2 separate regions of the Homo sapiens genome follow, and region 2 is linked to region 1. Evidence: chromatin contacts called from ENCODE Hi-C or POLR2A ChIA-PET data. All regions are on one chromosome and are shown on one strand. Each heading gives the region's core, a stretch centred on a gene start or an enhancer-like site at or near the end of the contact. The rest is flanking DNA. Distances are from core to core; before and after follow the strand shown.

The links. Hi-C counts contacts between places; a loop is a spot of excess contacts on that map. ChIA-PET counts read pairs that join two places held with the same protein, here RNA polymerase II (POLR2A).
Region 2: a loop to region 1 is called in a map of endothelial cell of umbilical vein, with 2.2 times the contacts of the local background. The contact joins two enhancer-like sites. A Hi-C loop is called at or near these places in 1 of 168 maps with a recorded cell type or tissue (endothelial cell of umbilical vein). POLR2A ChIA-PET finds 5 or more read pairs at or near these places in 5 of 52 experiments (AG04449, MCF 10A, Panc1 and 2 more).

The regions. Positions count from the first base shown.
Region 1 is chr4:139,869,129-139,874,064 of GRCh38, forward strand. All of the region lies in intron 2 of MAML3 (mastermind like transcriptional coactivator 3), which reads right to left. Among named protein-coding and RNA genes, the nearest start is that of MGST2, 210 kb to the left of the region's middle. Within about 2 kb of position 3,288, at least 6 of the 41 ENCODE cell types and tissues checked have a DNase peak (open chromatin) inside an H3K27ac peak, as active enhancers do; they include endothelial cell of umbilical vein, where a contact is called at or near this core.
Region 2 is chr4:139,918,019-139,923,251 of GRCh38, forward strand. All of the region lies in intron 1 of MAML3 (mastermind like transcriptional coactivator 3), which reads right to left. Among named protein-coding and RNA genes, the nearest start is that of MAML3-AS1, 210 kb to the right of the region's middle. Within about 2 kb of position 1,638, at least 13 of the 41 ENCODE cell types and tissues checked have a DNase peak (open chromatin) inside an H3K27ac peak, as active enhancers do; they include endothelial cell of umbilical vein, where a contact is called at or near this core.

The sequences.
Region 1 (4,936 bases), core at 2,038-4,537:
TAGATTGACAAGCCTGATTGGTATGTTCCAATTCTTTTGCTTCCATAGCAATTTAGTATATGGAAGTCAAACTTCTTTAAAAATCCTAGTTTGCAGAAAAGAAAGGCTGAGTGCTGGCAGCAGAAGGTACATGATACTGGGGAACTCTACTCTTTACTCCAGTTGACAAGCAAGCAATTAGATCCATCGAGCTGCGGATCTATGTTCTCAAGGACCCAAGGAAGTCAGCTTTTGGAAGGCAATAAAATTTTTGTTTTTAATATGCAGTGTCCTTCAGTGAAAATGACAAGGAGGCTGAAGTAACTTTAGGATGCTGCAGACAAGAATTCTTTATCCAGAGATAAAGGTGAAAAGACCCAAGAAGCTGGATAAGAGCTAAATAAAAATGTCTTGCCAAAATGATGCTAGAAAGTACTAATTCTCAGACATTTGCAGAGTATTTCTCCATGATCAAAAGGCATGCAGACAAGAAATACACCAGCACCTATGTGCATGACCAACCAAATACCACCCCACCCCCGCGGCCAAACTCCAACAAAACACACGTAATATTCATTAAAAAAGAAACCTTTATCTGAAAGATGGGATGGAGGGAAGAGTGAGGGGGAAGAAATATAGAAAAGAATTGCAATTTGTTTTACCACCTATTACCTTCTAGGAGATAAAACGTTCTGAAGCTAACAGGCCACTGCCTTGGCAACAGTAGAAAAAAATATGAGATCAGAATGTTGGCTGTGATCTTGAGATGGCTTTCTTGTGCCCATTTCATTCGGTGAGTGTCAACATGTAGGCAAAATTGCATAAGGTTTAAGAGCTCAGGTTTGGATTCAAATAGGCTTTGCTTTGGTTCCTAGTTCTAGTGTTGACCATATGACCTTAAACAGACTACTTAACTTTACATGTCTGAATTTCAAGATCGTTTGAAGATTAAATGTTTCATGTCAAGGGCTTAGTACAGGTCTTGGCACATAAAGCGCTCCATGAATGGTCACTGTGAATATGTACCTTACTGTGGATCAGAGTTTCTCAGCTTCTGTACTATCGACATTTTGGGCTAGATAATGCTTTGTTGTGCAGAGACTGTCCTGTACATTGTAGGATATTTAGCAGCATCTCTGCTCTCTTACCCACTAGGTGCCAGTAGCAGCGTCAATTCCCCGTTCCCCTCACCCCACCCTACCCCTGGCCCCCAAGTTGTGACAACCAAAACTATCTCCAGATGTTGCCAAATGTCCAGTTGGTGATTGGGGAACAAAACATCTGAGGTTGAGAACCACTGCTTTAGATCAATCCAAGTTCTAGCAGATGAGAATAACTCCATTCTTCTTTTGATGTATTTATTAATATTTTTAAGCCTTGAAATGAAAAATTGCTTTTTAAGCATTAGAAAATGCATACTCTTCTTTTGAAAGCCTAGCAATAAATCCCATAACTATCAGGGTCTTCGTTTCCTCATCTTGAGCCTTATTTCAAGGCTCCCTCTGTTCTAAATTCTGACCTTGAAAACTCTATTCCTACCTCTTTCTTTTTTTGGACAGGGTCTCACTCTGTCGCCCAGGCTGGAGTTCAGTGGCGCAATCACAGCTAACTGTACCCTCGACCTCCTGGACTCAAGAGATCCTTCCACCTCAGCCTCCTAAGTAGCTGGGACCACACTTGACTAATTTTTGTATCTATATCTTTCATTTCACCAAAGATTTAAAACAATTTCTCACTATGAAGAAACTTATACAAGCAATATACATTCAACAGGAAAAATGAGGAAATTCAGATAAGCAAAAAAAGAAAGAAAGGAAAAGAAGTATCAGTTGTGTTTCCATTAGTTAGAACTACCTAGGGCTAACATGATGATGAGTGGGTTTTCAGATGTTTTTGGAATGCATGTTTGTGTGTACATACACAAATATACATGCAGTCACACAATACACACATTTTATTTCTTGTGTGCTTATCATTTTTTCATGGTATATCATTTTTTCATGGTCATTAGTTCTAGCTATCTCCAGACTTGATGCTAGACTATACATTTTTTCTCATGTATGACATTCCTCAAGAAGTGGTTCGACTCATATGTCTTTCTTTACCTACCACCTAGATAAGCCCCAAATTCACACTGTTACTCCTTTATTTCTCCACAGAAAAATAACTTTCATTACATGTACAAATGACAATTAAGCCAATTAGAGTAAACAACTTTTGGTCAATTCAGCTCTCACTTTGCCAGGAACCAATGGCCATCCTCAGTTTTTTTTAAGTATGGAGGTTTGGAAGTCAAATTTGACGCCTTTCTTCCTTTCCTGTCCCCACCCCTGCCCACAGTCACTTCCACAATCTCTTGCTTTTTCTTTGGACCTATTTCCAGGGTCACACGCAGTCAGGTCCTAATTATTTTGTTCCAGGTATGCTGTTTCCTAGCATCTCTCCTGCCAATCACTTTGATCGAGATAGTACTCTCCTCTTTTCAGAAACCTACAATGACTACCCATTGCTTCTTGTATCACAAGCTGAATCTCTCTAATGAGCTTTGAGGGGCTTCCACACTCCCCTGGGTCCTCCTCCCTGAGCTGTGTCTTCCTCAGGTTGCACTTTTTGTTCCTTATTAACCCTTCGCAACCCAGTTTCCCTACTCCCCTTTCTGATCAACAGTCCATTAAAAATAAGGTAAAACAATGCACAGTGCTGACGTCTTTTTAAAAAGAAGAAAACCCTAGGACACTAATACAATTATCCTTTTGCTTATGCTTCAGTTATCGGTTGTAACTACTTGTTACATTAATTGGGTGTATCTTTGTTACAGAGGATTAATAAATGTTTTATTTATTTATTTTAGTTTCAAAAACATGCCTTGAAATTTCACCAGATTGGGTGAAACGTGTTTACAATACTAGGAAGTGAACAGCAGGCACTAATTTTTTGTAGCAGTATTTCTCATCAAGGCACATGCATTTACCTAATCCAAAAGATGGCTAGCTTTCTCAGTTAAAAGGTATACAGAGAAATAACCCTTGCATTTGATCATTGTAACTTGGACAACATTTCACTCTATTGAATATAAACGGGAATCTGTATGCTGTTATTATTTTAAAAAAAATTTTTTAATCCAGCTTTTAGTAGAGGATAAACTTCTTAATGGCAAGGACCATGGCTTTTACTTCCTTTGTGAGGCTCACAATAATGGGAACACAGCTTCATGTGCAATTGGTCTTCAATAAATGTTGCTAGGTGATTCATATTTGAATGGGAAATGGAAAGAAAAGCCTGACGGACTTAAAGGATTTGTGTGCATGCATCTTGCTGTGAATAATACAAATGTGGAGAGAGATGACTAAGTGGACAGCATAGGGCATAGAGAGCTTTGGCCCCTGAAATACTCAGTAACAGGAAGTTACAGTGTGACTAACTGTAACCAGGTTGTGAAATGGAAAGCAGAGGAACTGGAGGATGTACTGGAAGAACTCAGGGGTGCACACAGAAGTGAACTGCAGCATCAAAGATGTAATGCCTTTCCGGGTGAGAACTTCAGAAGGAAGGACAGCACAGGGGACAAAGGAAGGGATAGAAATGATAAGTGTCTTAAAATGAAAAGGTGATGGAAAGAATTCTTAAGGCAGAAATAAAAATCCTATCAATAACAAGGTTGGGTTTAGAGTTAAAAAAATAATCACACGGCCGGGCACAGTGGTTCATGCCTGTAATCCCAGCACTTTGGGAGGCTGAGGTGGGTAGATCACCTAAGGTCAGGAGTTTGAGACCAGTCTGGCCAACATGGCAACACCCCGTCTATACTAAAAATATTAAAAAAATTAGCCGGGCATGGTGGTGGGCGCCTGTAATCCCAGCTACTCAGGAGACTGAGGCAGGAAGAATTGCTTGAACCCAGAAGGTAGACGTTGCAGTGAGCTGAGATTGTGCCACTGCACTCCAGCCTGGGAGACAGAGTGAGACTCCATCTCAAAAAATAAATAAATAAATAAATAAATAAATAATCACGCAGATATTTTGTTTCCTACTTTAAATAAAAGCAAGGCTTCACATTTGACCACAGAATGTTGTATTGCTTCTCTGCTATGTGGCACAGCTTTGATATCAGGTCCAGGACTGCTAAGTGAAAGAAAAGAAATTTCTGGTATGTTTGGAGCCTATGATTTCATCCCTCCTCTCACTCCAGCACATCTGATCTATGTATCCTCAAAAATGGAGCTGCTCACCTTTGCCAGCTCAGTTCTTCCCATCCTAAGCTTTCCTGAGCCAGTACCACTTAAGCATGTTATAAAATGCCAAAGCCATTCATGGTCATTATGGTGTCCACAAATATGTTCACAAATTCTTGACACTCCCTTCAGAAGGGAGAACCTAATCCCTCTCTCCTGGAGTGTGGCTGGACTTAAATTATTTTGCTTCTAATGAATGAAACAATGAAGAAACGAAGGTGTGTGATTTCGATAGTATGTCATGAAATGAACTGTGGCTTCCTCCTTGGTCTCTCTTGAAGCTGACTCAGGGGAAGCCAGCTGCCATGTCATGAGAAAACTTAAGCAGCCCTGTGGGGAGGTCCATGTGGTGAGGAACTGAGGCCTCCAGTCAGCAGCCATGGGAGGGAGCCACATATGAAGTAGAGTCTCCAGCCCCAGTCAAGCCTTCAGATGACTGCAGCCCACTTGACAGCTTCACGGTAGCCTTATGGAAGAGCCTGAGCCATAACCACCCAGCTAAGCTGCTCCTGCATTCCCTTGAAAACCATGTAAGATAATAAATGTTTGTTGTTTGAAGTGGCTATGTTTTGAGCATAAGTTGTTACACAGCAATAGATAACTAATATGGTAATCTTTCCAATAGAGCTCTTCTTTACTTTGGAGTTAAGTTTTTAAGTTTTATTAAAAGGTCTTTTCATTATTTTGGAATATGTGTTTACCTGCATTTAATATGTAAATGGATC
Region 2 (5,233 bases), core at 388-2,887, 47 kb after region 1:
GGGTCACACCTATGTTCGGACGCTGTGTCTGTGTGGCCAGCACACACACCTTCCATCTGTCACCTTTTCTGAGTCTCCCCTGCCTGCTCCCTGCCTGGACTCTTGCGCTATTGTTCCACTAGCCGTTTTTCCCATCTTACCCTTTCCAGTCTACTCTCCACCAGCATCCAGAGTCACTGTTGAAAAACATTCTTCAGAGTATGTCTTTCTGCCTCAAATCCTTATATAGACTCCCATTTCTCTGAAAGTCAAACTTGCCTAAGAGGCGCTGGATGGTCTGGTGTCTCCCAGCTCCTTCATACCCTTCTCCCCTTCACCACCACACTCCAGGTGGCCGCGCTGGCCTCTCCGAGGGCTCTTCCCCTCCTCTGCATCTGCACCGGTGCTTCTCTCCACGTGGAACACGCTTATCCCAGCTCCTTGCTGGGCTTATTGTCATCCTTCAGATTTCAGCTCACATCTCTCCCCAGAAAGGCTGTTCTGACCACCCTGGCTCAGTCAGCTGCACCTCCCACTTGTACTTTATCGTGTCCTTCTGTTTTGTCTTTTTCACACCACTGATCACAATTTATAATCATTTTGTTTCTTCCTTTTTCCTTGGTATTGTCTTCTCCCATTTGAGTGTAAGCTCCTTGCAGACAAGCACCTAGTCTGTGTTGCTCACTAATGTGTCTGTCTCCAGTGTCTAGCAGAGATAAGCGCACGACTGGTGGTCAGTACGTATCTTTGGAATGAAAGAATAAGTGATTACATGAACATTTCTGTCCGGCATAGTAGGTGGGCTCTGGAGCTGAGTGTGACCTCACTCCTTAGAATGTAAACAGGAATCGTTTCTTAATGCTCCCTCTGTTTACCTAGCAGAGTACCGCGCATACCTCAGGCCTGCAAGAGAAATTTGGATTGACCCCCAAGAAGCACACAAATGTAATTTAAAGCCAAATATTAGAGAAAAAACATCTTTTTCACTGGAGAAAGACATTATCCATGTCTCTTAGTTTCCTATATGCACAGTGGGGTTAAATCCTAAAGAGAAATACTACAGGTCCCCAAATCTAGGATAGTGTGTCTTTTTTCCTCTGAGGGCTCTCAGAAAAAATATTCTGGCAGTGAGGAACAAGAGATGCTGGAATGAGTTACTGAGGAGGTGGTAGAATCTCCTTTTCTGGAGATCTTTAAAAATAGAACAGCCATCTGGGATGATTTAGATATGGTCTTCATTGAAGAAGGGGGAGGAAGGGGGATGAAGGATCTCTCTAAGTCCCATCTCATCCTTGATTTTCTGATATTTCACTTTAAAGTTTTATTCATGGCAAATGCCTTAAAGGAGCTAGGATTCACTTTTTCTTTTTATCTCAAAGTTAAATCCCATTTTATTTTGAACTGTAATTCTGCTGAATCACTATCCTTCTCTCTTCAAATGGGCAATTTGGATGTCATAACTTTTTTATGTAGAAAGTTTGGATGGAACTTAACTTTCCTTCTTTCTTTCTTAGAAAGGAAAGCAAAGAGATGTAAGATGGACAAGTTCAGAGGTTGGGAATGACAGGCAGAAGTGAGAATCTCTGCGTGGATTCTGCTCCTGCCACTGAGAAGGACTGAGGGAGGCGAACAGCACATGGAAAAACAGGCCAAGACTTCATGGAATGTGGAACATCCCACAACAGGGACCTGGTGCAGCTGAACACAGGAGTTCAGCCCTAGAGGTCTAGTTTACTATTTATAACTATTGAGTCTTCATTTTTGTTTGTTCATTTGTTTTCATGGGATTAAGCTTGGTAAAGTCATGTAAACGACAAGAGGCAGACTTTTCTTCTATTTGGCTAGGAAATTACAGCAGTTCAGCTGTTTCCTCTCTTTGTTCTTATGACTCTTGCTTGATTTATTAAAGTTGCAGAGTCAAAAGAATAATAGATTTTAATACACATCAGGCTGAATCTTACTATTTTTGCTATAGAGGCCATGCTGTAAAAAAGCCTTGTTAAATTTGTTTCTCAGCACTATTTGTATGCCATAACTGTTTTTCTAACCTAAATAAACTTGGTTGCGATTATCAAATACATTTTATTTTTAAATGTTCATTACAAGCACTGTTGTTCATAACAAACTAATGACTAATGACTCTAGTTATTTTTTTTCCAAAGGGAACACAGATTTCAATGACATTCACTTTTTTTGCCTTTCTGTAAGTTAATGAATAATCCATATTTTAATGGAATATTGTGTTAAGTCAGAACAAAGTGTGACCAGAAAGGTCTTCACAAAACATGCTTGCAAACTGTGGCCCTGTCACTTTATATGATATTAACCAAGGACACGTGCTTCTTCATTTGCTTACTGAGCCCAGGACTGGCTGTGTATCCACACCAGCAACACTTCTGTGGATGTGTGCAGGTGTGTCTGTGCACTGGTGCTAGAAGTGGAAGCCAAATGCCAAAATCCACAGAAAGAACATTCTAAGGTAGAAATAAGAACTCCCCAAAACAAAAAGGCAGAAAAAGAATATTCTCAAAGAACTTTACTATGAATTACATTAAGGGGCCTTTATAATACAACATGCACACACTGTTGTGTTTTGGTACATCCTGTTACATAACTGTTCACTAAAGTGGCCATCAACCACCTTTCATTAATGGAGGGCACACAGTTGTCCAGGGCAGACGGAGACATCTGATCCTTAATAGAGCAGAATTAAGTGTCTGCAGGGAGGCTGTAATTTCTACAGAGCATGGCTCCAACTTTTCCTCCCAGGAGGCCCCAGTCCCGGCACTGGAGTCCGCAGGATGACTGTCTGGGGTGAGTGACCTGCAGGAGCCCAGCTGGGGCCAGGGCTGCACACAGGGGGATTTAATCTCTGGGATAAAGACTGGTTTGGGCTCAGCTAGGTCAGATCTGGAGAATAGGCCCTTGCACACCACCTTCTCTCTGCTTTAGAATCTTCCCTTTGCTCCACTCACACCAACATGGGCAGGTGGGATCAGCTGAAAACGCAGTCTCACCAAATCCCACTGGCTGAATCCTGCTTTCTTCTGCTCTCTTTCCTCCTCATTTTTCCCCCTCTCCTGTCCACCTTACTTGCTCTGGTACACTCCAGGAGCCTCCAGGAGCCCTGGACAAACTCAGTGGGCCAGTGGCACATTCTCTGGGAAATCGAGGTCTGAATCTGGAGCTAGCCTATCTACTGCCCCTGACACGAACTCCCAACTCACATCCAGACTCCAAGTGGCTTGTGCTTAACTTCCACGATTTTCCTTTCCAGCTTCTGGTCAGTTTCCTTCCCTCTCTATGGCTGGCTGGCACACGTGAAATCTGGTCACTTTGTTATTTACAAACTATAGTTTTCAGTCTCATACCCTCTCCTGAGCTGCTCACTATCGCTCCTGTGGGGTTTTCTCACAGCCTTCTTTCACAAATTCAACACCACCATTCCCTCAGTGCAAAACAAGCATAGAGAGCTTGCTGGGGCTTGCAGAAAGAGGGAGGGGGGCTGCTGCTTCCCAAAGCCCTTCCTCTGGCACTGCCAACGTTAACGCCGATCTGTGGGGAGACTGCAATTCTAACATAATGAGATATTAATGAGCTCTGCACATGTCCCTAGCCACAACACTTCTCTCTCCCCCTCACCACAAACCCCCTTCAGCAAATCTAAAGAGAATCAGCTCCTCCTCTGACACTACAATTCCTCCACTTTCCCTGGAGCCTGCCCTCTCCCACTGCAGCACCTGGGTTGCCCGCTCACCTTAAGCTGCCAGCACTACAGAGCACCAAATGGGCTGGCACTGCCTTGTTTCCTGGCCTAACGGATGCTTGTTTAAACACTGGAGCTGTTTGCATTGCTGCGGCTCACTGCATGTTAAACACAGTCCTCTGAAACCCTATGCCAATCCAATAAAGGTATCAGCAGTTCAGTGTGGGGAGGCAATTACTATATGGTCCCAAGTGTGCCTTCTAAGCTCTAGGAAGGAAAATTTGATCGAACAACTAAAAGGAAAATCTGATTCGGCTCAGCATCACGTGGAGGACACAAGGCTTAACTGCAGCCAGGTCTGTGGAGGGCAGAGGGAAATCAATCCAGGAGCTAGGGAGAGCAAGTGCACATTGTTAAGAGGGCTTTAAGCCAGCCTGTTAGTAATACTGTCTCCTGCGTTTGGAAAGACACCCGCCTGTCCTCCCCCTTCTGCTCCCTTCAGCTTGCTTGCTTTTTAATTCCAAGGGGTATACTTATTTATTTGCTAATGACAAACTACCATCCTTCTTAACACCCTCCACCTTCTCACTCACCTTTAATTCCTTAAGCACTCATATTTAAAAAATGGCTTTTCTTGTGCAAGATCATTACCATATCAAAGGCGATGGAGAGAGACAGCAAAAATGATAGAGGGATAACATACAGGCAGAGAGAAGAAGGCAGGCCTGCTTCAGAGAGAACGGTGGGTCCCTAACCTCAAGCTAATGATACCAGTCGATAATGCAATGGATTGGTTTTCTGCCTTAGCTAAGTCTGAAAAATCAGGGGAATTAGACATACGATTTACATTTATTTCTCACCCAAGAAGCAGAAGTTAGAAAAGTGAATCATTCCCTCTGTTTTTAAGTTCTGGATATGAAAAGATATGGAGCCTAGGGTTTCTTTTACTTCTCCTTCTTTTTCATTTCAAAATCAGCTCCAAAATGGCCCATCTTTCCCAAGGAAGAGTGAGAAAGCAGCAATGTATGTGTCTGGCAACACAGAGAAATGCTACCCACAATGCTCACGTGGTGCCATCCATTCACCAGGAATTTTGCCAAATCCTTGTCTATTTCCTGAGGTTCCTGGCACAGGAGACACAGCCAAGATGGAGCAGAGGGCTGCTGTCAGCATTGGCCAGCAGTAGTGCCTATCTAATGGGTGTAAGGATAGAGCTGTTCCTTCAAAGGGTTTGAGGACAGAGTGCTTGCAGGGGTGCCGGGTAGATCTGAAATCTCACGGGATCCCCTGCACCCCAGTGCTCAGAAGGGGAGGGAGCTCTGCTCATGATAGGGTGCCAGAGGGATACGTAACACACTGAAAAGTATTCACTATAAAAGCACATTGACAGGGTCTCTAGACTAGCACATTTTGAGAGTCCCTGGAACAGTAGAGGGTCTGGCCTTGTACCCTAGACTTGACTTTGTATTTCTTACTGCACCAGCTTTAGAAAAACTCCAGCTCCCCACACCCCGGGATCCAGACGGTGGAAGCTCCACCAAGCAAACA